Regions from separate parts of the Homo sapiens genome. Here region 2 is linked to region 1. Evidence: chromatin loops called from intact Hi-C (ENCODE). Cell type or tissue: A673. All regions are shown on one strand. Each heading gives the region's core, and the rest is flanking DNA. Links, peaks and the distances in the headings are about the cores only.

Region 1 (6,542 bases), core at 2,641-5,140:
AACTTACAAACCAGTTCTTGTCAGCCTCTTATCTATATGTAAAACTGGTGTACTGCTGATTCCTCATTACCTTTGGCCTGGTAGAGAGTTTGTACAAGGCAGCACGGTTAATAGTTGAGGTTTATTACAAAGAATACCAGAAGTAACAGACTCAAAAATCCCAGAGGTCTGACCATTCTGTTTCTCTCCTCTTACAGCAAAGGATTTGATTCAAAGCTACTGAGAGCAAGAGAATAACTCATTTCTGCTTACATTTTATTTTAACTCTATTAAAAGTTAAAGCTAAGATAATGTATTTCTTGTTTTTAAATTACTAAACAGCCAATGTAAGATGTTTTTTAGCACTTCATTGATGAAGTTACTGTCTGGTTAAGTAAAGGTCAATTGGAAAAATTGGAAAGTATTTGCAGTGGATTGGGAAATAACACACTACTTTGTTTTGTTGGTGTGTATTCTTTTTTTTCGGCAATGATATCATAATTGCCTTTTAAAAAACTTTTAATGTCTGCTCCCTGAGCTACTTATTTTTTGAGCATTAATTTATACTAAATCAGCTTCAATCTTTTAAAGCAGATTAGGGTTTATGTCACTGAAACTAGTTTTGTTTAATCTTCCTAAAAAATAGGGTTAGGGTTTTATTATTGTTTTTAAATAATACATGCCTATTTAAAAAAATAGAAGAAGAAGAAGAAGAGCGGGGAGAGGCAGAGAAACTTATAGGACAATATCATTTGTAAGTTTCTTTCACATAAGTATACGCATTTGAACCCTGGAAAAACCATTTACTTTGTGACACAACTGAAGTTCAGAAAGAATGTGATTAGCCCCAGATCACAGAGAAAGTAAGTGGTGACATTAGCAGTGGCCCGTGGGACTACCAGCTCCTCAGCCTGCATTTAAACCACAGGTACACTTAACTTACTGCCCCGAGTTGCATATACATTTTCTAATAACGTAACTATTGATGTATGTGCTCACCACCACTTCAAGGTACGCGTTTGCCCTCGTGCATGTGGTCTGTTGTGTTCTTAACTGCAGTTGAAGCACTATTGGGTCCCTCATCATCAGGAAATTCTCACAAAGTACAATGACCTTTCAACTAACTGCATTTTACAAGGAGTAATACAGTTACTCATTACAGGTTGCTGCAAATAGGAAAAAAAATGAAGTATAGAAAAACCAAACCTCATTGTCGAAATGTATTTGGGAGTTGCAGAAGGAAGTGAACTATGTCTTCCTCTAATGCACTAGTGAAATACTAGAGAATAGTCACTCTCGCATCAGTAGTTACTATGGAATATTTAATCATAGGATATTTAATCAGTGCAGTTCTGTAGTATCTGGTAGGGTCTCAAACAGGCTTTAAAGGTTACTTATTTGTTCCTCACCATAATTAGAAGATGCAGATGTTAACATTTCTGTTTCCATATGGAGAAACAGCCACAGAAGTGGCGCATCCCAAGGCCACAGACATTGTAAATGTTGGGCCCAGGCCTGGGATTAGATGCCTCACCCTCCTTTTGACTCCACCATGCTGCCAGTCTCTACATGAGAAAGGACCAAATTTTTATTTCATCCAAATATCCTAGTGCTCCCGGAAATATTTTCTTATATTTTGGAGACTTGGCTTACTGCCACTTTTTTTCTCCCTCACTGTTTCTATTAACATGTGGCATCCAAAATCGATTTGGACTGAGAATCCCACCTTTGAATGCCTGGCCTGTGTGCATCAGTAAGCTGGATGGTTTTGCTGAAATTGTTAGAAGCCATTTCATCGAGCACACCGTGTCTCCTTCAGCACCTGTGCTCACTTTGTCTTACCTTTTTCCCTTTACACTTGCCACCTTACCAAAGCAGCTTCCCCCTGCACCTACCTCCGTGGCTTCATTTACCCTATGACCATTATTAATCCTAAAAACTTCACTTTTGTCCCCATTCCTTGTTTCTTCAAACGCCAGCGTAAAACAAGGAAGTATTTTCTGAGCATCAGAAGTGCTTTGGAAAGGTCAGATGATGGTGAGGAATATCATGCTGTCCACACTGCTTTCTTTGGGTCGGACCCAGAACACATAAAAAGGGAAAATTGTGAACAATGGCAAATATAAAATGAAATATCCTCATTTCACACGTTTCAGCTGTATGTCATCTGTCAAATGGAAGCCAGCCTTTTTGAAAAAGTGAGAAAAAGACTGCGGTTTCCCTCTTCTGCCCTCATACTAAGGACAAATTTGATTCACTCACTAAATGGCAGATTATATAGTAAAACTTTGCTCTCCTGATAAATTCATATTTGCACTTCCCCTGGAAATTTAACAGAGTCCTTTTGTAGTTAATTAACTGTAAAATAAGATAAGATTGGGCAGTTGTAAAAGGAAGTATCTTTAAGGTTTTCTGCTAGGCTGGGAATATTTTATTTCTAATCAAAAGCCAAGAAACTATCTCTAAACTAGCTCAGAGGGAAATCCACCCTCCCCACCCCTCTTCTTTGATGTTGCTGCGTATCCTGGTGAGGGCTTTTATTAGAAAACTAAGGAGCAGGACTGGCACATCAATAGCGATAAGCCATTTAAAGTGGTGCCCCTCCTGGTCCTCGATGCTCGGGATTAACTCACTGTGGTTCTTTTCTGGCTGCTCCTTTTTTGTAACTTGTTTATTGCATATGCTTTTTTCCCTGCTCGACTATGTTTGGGAGCCACGACTTACCATCTTGATTTGTCTTGTTTGCTTTCTGTGTCCCTTGCTTCCTGTGCCCAGTTGAGCCTGTTGATGCCCGCCCTGCTGCCGACCGAGGACTGACCACTCGACCAGGTATCAGAACCGCTTGACTTGTGCCTCTCCGCATCTTGGGCCTAAGCTCGAGCAGACGTTGTCTCCTTTCTGCATTTTAAGCCTCTCTCAATTGTACTTACTGCAGAGTAGAATTTGAAGTGACCTTAGAAACCAAACTTTTAAAAATTCCCCTTGACTATTCCTTACTCTTCATTTCCCAAGTTCCGAGTGAAATGATTTTTTTTGTTTCTGAGCTTTCCCTTTGAAACCTAAAAGAGAGCCCTTCCAAATTTGGGTTTTTTTTTTTCTTTTTTCTTTAAAACAAACAAAACAAAACAAAAACAGAGACGATTATATACAGCCTGTCCTTAAAAACAGAAGCCCAGATAGATGTAGACTCTCAGGTGATGACTTGGATACCAGTGTGAACATCTCTCCTTTCTTGTTTGGTGTCCAGATGGGTAATTTTCTAACTGAACTGGGCTCAAACTTCAATCAGTTACTGAAGTAGACATGATTTCCTGAAAATACCAGAATTGGTTTCTTTCCAGAGCCCAAAATACATCTTCTGTTTTGTGGGTTGTATGTACTTATTCTCAATGAGTGGCTAAAGTAACACAACAGATGTGGATGCATAATTTTGCACATAAGCCCTTTTTTTATGTATTACTTAAAAATCCCATTAACACTGAAATAGACACTTCTTTTTTTACAGTTTCACAAACATTAAGAAGAAACACATTTTTATTTTATGAATAATGTCATAGCACAGCAGAAGCATATATGTGCCTGGTGTCTACTCTATGAACAACCTCACCCAACTGATAGTAGCCAGTGCTTTCAGTGAATCAAAAAGAGGAAGAAAGTTATTGAATTGACAAATTTGTGTATTCCAGGGAGATTTTAATCCCAAATAACACATACTTTTCCATATTTATTTTCTTCTTTATCCTCATAATGTCCCCAGGCGATAGTCAAAGAACAGGGAATTAACTTTCTTTGAAGATATTAATACACAGAGGTCAACCTTTGCTGCCTGGTTCAGATACAGTCAGCAGCAGACCAGGAGACCCACCCTGTCCCTCACACTTCCACCACAGGCTCGAGCCATGACTGCCTCCAAGCACGGTCACTGATGAAGACTGAGAGTCTGCCTGTGGCATCTTCATGCCTTTATGCTGTGATTAACAGTGGCAGCAGAGACAGTAGTGTGACACGTCTTGACAGCTGGTCTCGTTGATTTATGAATTTCTGTCTGTAGGCTTTTAAGGGGAACTTAAATTATAGTGAGTCAGAGACAGTTTCAGTTCTTCTAATGTCCTCCTTATTGTCAATGTCATGTAAGGGAATCTCAAGGAGCCAGGAGTTGACATTCCTGTTCTGCTCAGCCAACTTGTAAGGCCTCGGGCTGAGGGTCAGTTCAGTTCTAATTGCAACCACAGCCAGCTCAGGTTGGTCATTTGCCTTGGGACTTTTTTCATGGTGCTTCTCTTTAAAAGACATGCTCTTCATCTACAAGCATAAAATGTAACTTAGAAAGCGCTCATTCGACTCATTCAATTTTATCAAATTTCTACATTGGGCCAGGAGAGCCTATATGTTACTATTGAAACATCCAGGAACAGGTGACACTACCAGTCAATGTTTTTTTCTTTTTTAAAAAAATTGTTTTTTGATTTTTTTTTTTTTTTTTTGAGATGGAGTCTCGCTGTGTCCCCCAGGCTGGAGTGGAGTGGCACGATCTCAACTCACTGCAACCTCTGCCTCGGGGGTTCAAGCAATTCTTGTGCCCCAGCCTCTCAAGTAGCTGGGACTACAGATGCGCCCCACCATGCCCAGCTAATTTTTTTGTATTTTCAGTAGAGACGGGATTTCACCATGTTGGCCAGGCTGGTCTCGAACTACTGACCTCAGGTGATCCACCCACCTCGGCATCCCAAAGTGCTGGGATTACAGGCATAAGCACCATGCCCGGCCTATTCTTTTAAAAAAAATTTTTTTTAATCTAAATCTAACAAAAAGGACACCTCCAAACGCTGTCAAACAAAAACAGTGTGTTTTAAAGGAAGAGCTAGAGAATAGTTAATGGTATTACACTGGTGGGAGAAAACCATCCAAAACCTTTCTCATAACAGTAAGAATATGATGTCACTTGGGGATTTCACAAAGATCAATCCACTAAATTCTTTCTAGGTTTGAAAGAAATTAAACGGTAGGGTCCCTGCTCTCAGGAGCTTGAGGTATAATAGAAGGAATTTTGCATATTTGGAAACATGAGATGGAATTTGGAAGACAAGGAAATACAAAGCAACATTAAGTGCTAACAAGAATGTTCTGTGATGGGAGGAGATGGAGTACTAACCCAGGGGCATGTTAAGTAGAGAACTTACTGGAGATGGGCTTCCAGAGAGGTTATGAAAGATTTGAGGCACCTGGATTGGCAAAGAAGAAGGGAACAATTCTATTCAGAAGAGAGGGTGGCCTAAGCCAAGCTTCCTTTCATACACAGCGTAGGCTTGGGTTGCCCAGTAAGATGGCTAAAGTTGAGAAAGAATGCTCAGATATGAAGTGAGGAAGATTCTAGTTAAGGTTTGTCTATGAATAGCAGTATTTACTGCACATGTATTAAGCCATGCGTGTGTTCTGTTTTTGTGCTTGTAGTAAGTTTATCAAACATTTGGGCTAATTTCCCCGTGTTTTGTAGCATAGCTTTGGTTCTTCTTCACATTTTAGAGACCACCCACTTGAGTCTAATGTGCCGAATTATATCTTTAGCCTTTCCAAACTTAGAAAGCCTTCCCAAGATTGTCATGCCGTTCAAGTGATGGCATTGTTTTTGAATAATCACTGTTGTCCTCAGAAACAAGTTAAAAAAAGGTTTTTGTTTTTCCCCCACCCAGTGCTTTATAATCATGACTGAGGAAAATGGCTTCTCCTTAACTCTCATATCTAAAAAAACAGAATATGGTAGCTTCCAGCATGCAGTGTCAAGTAGGGACCATTGTAATAACAGTGGTGATTTGGGGGCATAGTGGCCATTATAGCTCCTCCTCCTGGCTTACTTCCAAAGAAAAAATAGACTCTGAAGGACTAATTATACAGTTTGACCAGAATAAAAAAGAAAAACACATTAGCGAGCTCTTCACATAGGGTAGAAAGCTACCCTTTCTGTTACAATTCATCACCACCCTTCTGCAGTCCAAATAAAGGGAAACCAGGTCCTTGACCCGAGCCATGCAAGAGGTGTCATGAAGGACATACCTCCCTTAGCCCCCACATGAACAAAAGGCTCTGTCCACTCATCATGACTTACAGGAAGAGAGAGCTGGAGTCACCAGGGCTTAGGGTGAAATCAGCACAACTCAAGAAAGACCTCTAAGTAAGCCTGCAAACCAAGGTCCCTGCCATTTATTTGAAACTACTCATCACATTTTATTACATGCATTATCACCTTATTATGAATATTTCCCTATGTGCCAGCTTACTGATTTTGTCTTTTAGTAAGATTTGCTTAATGTAAAAAGTCTTCCCTAGATGACTATTCATGCTAAACAAACATGAACTATTATAGCAAGAGCTCTTCTGCCAAGAGCTTCTCAAACTATTGAGCTGTAAACATGAATTTATCTGTCATGCTGACTTGATAATATGAATTTTTTTTTTTGGACCACCAAAAGTATTCACAGTATCATTTCAAAAGTAGTGTGGGCTTGTAAAGTTTTTAGTGGAGAGCTCTTGGTTTTGTTTTTTTTTTTTTTTTTTTTTTAAAACAG
Region 2 (6,542 bases), core at 1,933-4,432, 170 kb before region 1:
TTTTAATGTCTTTATTAAGTGATTACATGAATGTGGCGTTTCAGTAGGTGTTTGGTGTATTAATAGATGTAGGTACTCCCCTCTTAAACCTTTAAGTATTTTCATGCCATGAAAAATTTGGGGGGCATTCTCTTTATTTATTGATTAGGTACCTGTATTTTCAAGAATATTACTCAGCTTCAGTTCCCCCAAATCTTTTTTAGTGTTAACTACCTTCCGAGAACGTGGTATAACATTTTAAAATATATTTTTTGAAGGTTTGGATGTCACTGAAGATCCCCCTATTTATTGGATGGTATCTTTATCAGCTGGGAAGATAATTAGTTTCCCAATGTTGCTATATTTTTATGAATAGGTCCTGTAGCTCTTGCTTTCTTGAAAGCTTAGAATTGATTGTAAGCCATGGACTAATGATATTCTCCAAGCATATTTAACATGAATAGGCTCATGTTCAGTATGTCAAGAAGTTACCCTGTTGTACTATTTAAATAATTTGAGCTTAGTTTTCTTTTTCCACCTTTGTTCTAAATTCTTAGGTGAGTCTGAATTCCTGGGCATCTGTGCACACAGCTTCTTCAGTAGGTCCTTTACTCTCATTGTATCTGATCTTTGACTTCATAAAGACCCTTGGCCTACTGACCCTGTATTTAATTTCACATCTCAATAGTATTTAGCCTTCTCATATTTTTCCTCTTCTTTAGAGCTCCCTGATCCCTCACTCCAGTCATTCAACTCTGTGTATTCCTTTAACTTCCACCCTCGCTCTGTCTCTTCACAGATATGCTTCTTTATATGGTAGTCAGAAGTTCCTGTGTGATCTTCGTAACCTCCAGTTCCCTCCACAGTCACCTGTTATCAGGCATCTGTTCCTTGAGCTCCAGGGAATGAGCTCTTTGCTATCATTCTGGTTGTCGGACTCACTGGGCACTGTTGTGTCCTCCACAGTCTCTCAGTGGCATCGGTTGATGGGTGCATTCTCCCCACACTGATGTCATTCTGCTGCTTCTGATTTTCTTTCTGCTGTCCTCCATTTTCCTTTCAGGCTCCCTTCCCCGTCCTCCCCGCGCCACCTTTTGCAATATTTAGGATTCAGAAATTCCAAATATTGCAAAATATTTAGAATCAGAATTCAGAAATTCTAAATATCAGTGTTTAATAGGAGTACCCTGGGGTTGTCCATTTTCTCACACAACACATACTTGCTAGGAGATCTCATAAGTGCAGTGGTTTTTCAGAGGCCTGCATTGATGATTCCTGAGTCATTATGTCCAGGCCAGGCCTCATACATACTATTTACTGGTTCTCTTTCTGCGGGTGCTCCACCAAGAATTCAGACTCAATGGAATATTTCTTCTAAGATGTACACCAGTTCCTTATCAAAAAATGGCAAATTCAGACTTCTTAGGTTAAACAGAGAACTCGTGAACATGGCATATGTCTGTTATTCCATTTTTCTCTGTTGGCTTATTGCTGAGTACCATTTGGGATAAAAATCTGTTTCAGGCAAAGGATAGGATTGTTTTCAGCTTTTATTAAATTCTCCTAGACCCTTGATTTTATGCAGAGAACTAATTAAATTTGAATGAATTTAATGTAGAAACCCTGCTATTGATGCAGAAATCAACCTGATTCTGGACTAGCACCAGAATCAACTATTTTTGTTGTTTTTGCTTTCTTTTTTTTTGCTTTTGCTTTCTCTGCCGGTAAATAACAACTAGTATGTAAGAATCAAATGAATCAAGCATAAATCCCTAGGAAATATTTATGCATTCATTTTTAACAATTTAAAGATGTGAAGATATATAATTAAGCATAATCCTCTCAAAGTTTGACGTTGAAAAGTATTTCAGATACTTCAACTTAAATATATTTTTTGCAAAATATCTTTTTTAAAAAAACAGATGTGGTCTCAGCAATGTAATTATTACAGTGTGAGGAGAGCTTACAGTTGTACCAAAATTTATAACTAGGAAGAAGAGAATGTGAAATAATCCGGAAACCTACAAAACTGTCCTATACAGGAATACCAATTAAACAGCTACTAAAAATGAGTGTAAAATGACAATATGGCTTTATCAAGTGCTTAGGGTCTGGAAAAATGCACATATTGCCTGTTATTTATTGTTATACTTAATGAATGTTCTTTTGCACGTGAGAACTGTTATAAAAGATGTCTTTTGTACATACTTGGTACACCAGTTGGCTTTTTAACCCATTAGCTGTTTTCCCCCAAAGGTGGCCTACTCTAGATGACGTTAAAAATACACATTTTCCAGGGACTTATATAAATAGTCAACTGCCCTATTATGGAAACTTAAAAGCGAAGGCCCTGAAATATCCAGACAGTTTGAACATAAACCAAAAATGAAGTGAATCTCTAGAATTGCTGTGTAATAGCGTGAGTGGGGAGGGGGTCCCTCAAGAGAGGGAACTGACCTTTTTCTTCCTCGTGGGTGACCTTGAGTACACACTTTATTTAGTCATTAAAAGGGTCACCTGAAGCTTAGAGAATGAAGATCCTACAGCCTGTTAATTTTATCATTGTTAGAAACTCTCTGCCTTTGGCCTGAAAATGGTAAATCACCTTTCTTAGAAGATTCTCATATCCAGATATTCTTACCAAATCAGAATCTTTTCCAGCATTTTCTTCAAAAAACCACAGTTCTGGGTTAAAACACAGCAGATCCTAACTGTAATTTTCCTTTCATGTACATTTTAGTCATCTTTATAATTTTAAATGAAAGACAGGAACTACATTATTTGAAATAAGGGTTAACCCCCTCTAATTATAAGCATTAATCACACACAGTTTTCTCATTTCTAAATGTTAAATATAAAATGGGAGCTATCTCTTCAGACACTTTTCTGTTGCCTTCTGTGTGCGGCAGGACCTTACTTTTAAGCTTAGTTTGATTTAAAGGCTGAGTTTCTGCTTGCTTGGAATGCTTGCTCTTCAAAATATTTGCTCCCTGGAGAGGGAAACTGAAGATGGAGCTTTCACGTGACTTTGGATTGCTGACCTGGAAGACGTTTGGGGTAATAGGATGGGCTAGGGCATGGTTCCACTGCTTTCTGTTTGAGTGGGGTCAGGAAAGGAAGGCGGGGCTCGCTGTGTGCAAACAGGAAAACATAGTCTGAAGATGTTTGAAGCCTGAGTGCACTTTCATTTGATGCCTTGCTTTATTGCTTAAGAGAATTTTAAACTGCCGAATCCGCAAATGTGCTGCAGCCTATAATGACACATATTTAAATGATTTTTGCATCTAAACAAATGCATTCACTCTTTGCCTGGTGTGTACAATTTGAATGACACTCGTGCTCTGCCTGGAAGGAACAGACGTTTTTCATTATAAAATTCAGTCAAGCAGAAAAGTAGCAAAGGAAGCAGAAATTTCCATTTACATCTATGATTGAAGTTGTAGTGATAAAAGAGGATGACTAAGTTGAAGAGTAGCCTTGTTCTCATTCTGCTATCTGACATGGGATCTTGTCACTTTGGTAATAGTTTTTAAACTTACATTATTGAGGAAGGCTCTGATCAGAAGTCTCAAATTATACATGTTCTTCAACCTTAGATTTTTCTGGGTGTTTTGTTTCAAAAGTCTCAAATTATATATGTTCTTCAACCTTAGATTTTTCTGGGTGTTTTGTTTGGTTTTTTGGTTATCTATAGATAGATTTGAGTATCTCTTTTTTTCTTAAAATCCGTTACTTACTAGTAATAAAGACTTAAGTGGTAGCTTTACGCTCCATTATCACAGAGATTCACAGTACTTTTTAGTTTTTACTTGTGAGCCTCAGCAGGTGTAGACAGATACCTTAGTTGCCACTGATAACATCCAGTTGCCACTAGATCAAGAAATGGTTCAAAATTCTCCAGGGGCATTTTCTGCTAAAGAAGAGTTGGTGATCTTCCTTTTGGAAGCCTTAATGTACTTAAACCTTCTTCCTTAGAAGTCCAGAAATTCAATTATTTCAGCTCTCTGTGGAGTGATAAGTCCTGCCAAATTGATTTACAATAATGAAACTAAGCCTTGTTTACAAATCTAAGTGGTGATTTCTAAGTCCACAGAGGCGTGGTAACAGAGAGAGAGATTCTGATTTATCTGGGGGTCTATCCGTGTTTGAACAGATTGTGTGATTTTTGAAACATGATTCAAAAGGGATGTTGATAAATTCTAAAATACATTTTTATTGAAGAGCTTGATGAATCATGTATACTTACTTTATTTGTTATTCTATTAGATATTGTCTTCCTCATCCCTAGGTGGTGTTGCTAGTACAGTGACAGAATTCAAATCCTTCTTTTTCCTCTGCTCTAACAGAGCTTTGTGAACTCATAGCAATATTGTAATGCCTGGTAAAAGGTGGTGCCAGTTTCAAGTACTATATCCTAATTACTTCATGGCTAACTCTTGTTATTGTTAACAATATTGTTAACTCTTTTGTTAAATGCAGTGACATCTTTTTTCTTTCTCATTCTCTGTGTACTTTTTGCCCTAAATAGTTCTGCATCTTTTAAGATACAAGTTTGCTTTTTCTTGGAGGTTTTTATTTGGAAAATGCCTGAAATATATAGACCAACATTTGTTCCTCCAATGGTTAAATTACATTGTCTCCCAAAGTGAGGCATTTTAAGTCTGGACTATACCCAGGAGAATCTAAAAGAGGCAGTTAATAAGCTCTTGAAGAGCACAGTGGGGTGGTTGTGTATTTATTGAGTCTCACACTTAGGAGAGAAATAGGCTGGACCAAATGAGCCTGGGCATCAAAAGCATGTGGGTGGTCGTTGGTGATATGTGCAGTGATGAGTGTGTGTGCTGAGGGTCCTAGACCAGGCTGGCAGGGAAATGAACTGAAGGCAGTGAAGCCTCCCCTGATAACTGCAGAGAGTGCTGCAGCATCCAGGACCTCAGGATCATGATGAACAAGCTGTAGTGGATGGAAGGGAGAGGAACTATGGGAAGGATGAGTTTCTGGCCAGAAAGTGGTTTACTGGAGTGCTGTGTCTGAGTATTACATGATCTGAGGACCATGAGGTCCAGCTTTGGGAGTATGGAGAGTTTGAGTGGAGTAGAGTTATAGTCCCATGGTCTTCTGATTCACAGACATTCATGAGCGATAAGTATCTATTGAGAAAGTGGAAGCATGATTTTTATGACCTCCTCTTGTTGTGGGGAAATCGATCAACGGGGCCTATATTGGTTGGGTTCTACAACCAAATAGAATGTGTTCAGCAGGAGTCATGTTTTGGGCTCCTCACAATGTTCAGTGTTAGTTCTGTTCCTTTCTCTTGCTTCCACATAGGAAAGACTTTGACCCAATGAGGAATTAGTCATTGTCCTTTGGGTACACTTCCGGAATTTGATAATCAGTTGGGCACTTGATTCTAGTACATTTGCTAAAAGTAATTAATACCCTGCAATTGGAAGCATGCAGCAAGCGACTGGGAATGCTAAGTGAAAGGTCAGAATTGAAAGAGTGGAGGAGGCTGTTGACCCTTAGGCATGGATGATATGTCTGAGTGAGAAAGCAAGAAGAGTAGAAGACAGAGCCTTACTTTATAATCAGAATTATGAAAAGAGGAGCCAATGAGAGGGAAAGAATGATTGGCTTGAGATAGATTGGTGGAAACTGGAGAAGATTGAATTTAAAGAAGAAAAGTGGGCCAAGTTCAGTGGCCCATGCCTAGAATCCCAGCAAATTGGGAGGCTGAAGCTAGGAGAGTTGCTTGAGGCCAGGAGTTTGAGATCAGCTTGGGCAACGTGGCGAGACCCCTGTCTCTACAAAAAATAATTAAAAAAAAAATTAGCCAGGCATGTTGGCATGTGCCGGTAGTCCCGGCTACTTGGAAGGCTGAGACAGGAAGGTTGTCTGAGCCCAGGAGGCTGCAGTGAGCTATGATCACAGCACTGCACTCCAGCCTGGTTGACAGAGGGTATCCCCGTCTCTTTAAAAAAAAAAAAAAAAAGAGAATGTGGCAGAGTAGTCAGAGAACTGGAGGGCTGAGAAGAGACTGATGGCATTTGTTGTTCTTGACCTTGAAAGAAGAGTTGCAGATTGTTGGAGCAAGGCCAGATGGTAATAGGTTGGAAAGAACAAGTGAGGGGCGTGAGAGTGACAGTCTACAACCCCGTTAAGAAGTTATCTGTGAAAATGCCTCTTCCTGTCTTGATTATAGCCTCCCTCGCACATGGCTTTCTGAGTATGGTATGTGAAAACAGCATGCTGTATATTTTTACCTTCCCATATGAGTTAAGGTTTTGGTAATGACTTGTGGTTCTTTTGCCTCACGGAACACCAACCTGGTTGGTATTTTGTCGGCAATTATGTGGTTTTTAAAAAGCCCCGTATATAACCTTAATTAATTGCGTCTCTAAAATCTATCAGGCTTTGAGTTTTTTGTTTTTTTTTTTTAAATAAGGCAGAAAGAAAGGAAAGTGTTAGGAGAAAGCAACCAGTGAGAATACCTATATTTTGAAGAAACAAAGTAGGGAATTTAGAATTATCTCTACTATATCTGCTTTTTCAGCTCATCTCTC

The links. Hi-C counts contacts between places; a loop is a spot of excess contacts. Peaks named below come from ENCODE experiments on the same cell type or tissue, not always from the same donor. Only the 100,000 strongest peaks of a DNase experiment are listed, where the experiment ranks them.
Region 2: a loop joins it to region 1, with 1.8 times the contacts of the local background. A loop is called at or near these places in 2 of 110 quality-filtered maps.

What each region holds. Positions count from the first base shown.
Region 1 is chr21:25,901,290-25,907,831 of GRCh38, reverse strand. It overlaps APP (amyloid beta precursor protein), which reads left to right. Exons shown (of 18, transcript NM_000484.4): 15 at 2,755-2,808. Among named protein-coding and RNA genes, the nearest start is that of GABPA, 170 kb to the right of the region's middle. In A673, for the core only: no CTCF peak of the experiment used is centred there; a DNase peak (open chromatin) is centred at 4,001.
Region 2 is chr21:26,067,793-26,074,334 of GRCh38, reverse strand. All of the region lies in intron 3 of APP (amyloid beta precursor protein), which reads left to right. Among named protein-coding and RNA genes, the nearest start is that of APP, 100 kb to the left of the region's middle. In A673, for the core only: no CTCF peak of the experiment used is centred there; a DNase peak (open chromatin) is centred at 3,194; H3K4me3 peaks cover 1,151 bases; H3K27ac peaks cover 1,416 bases.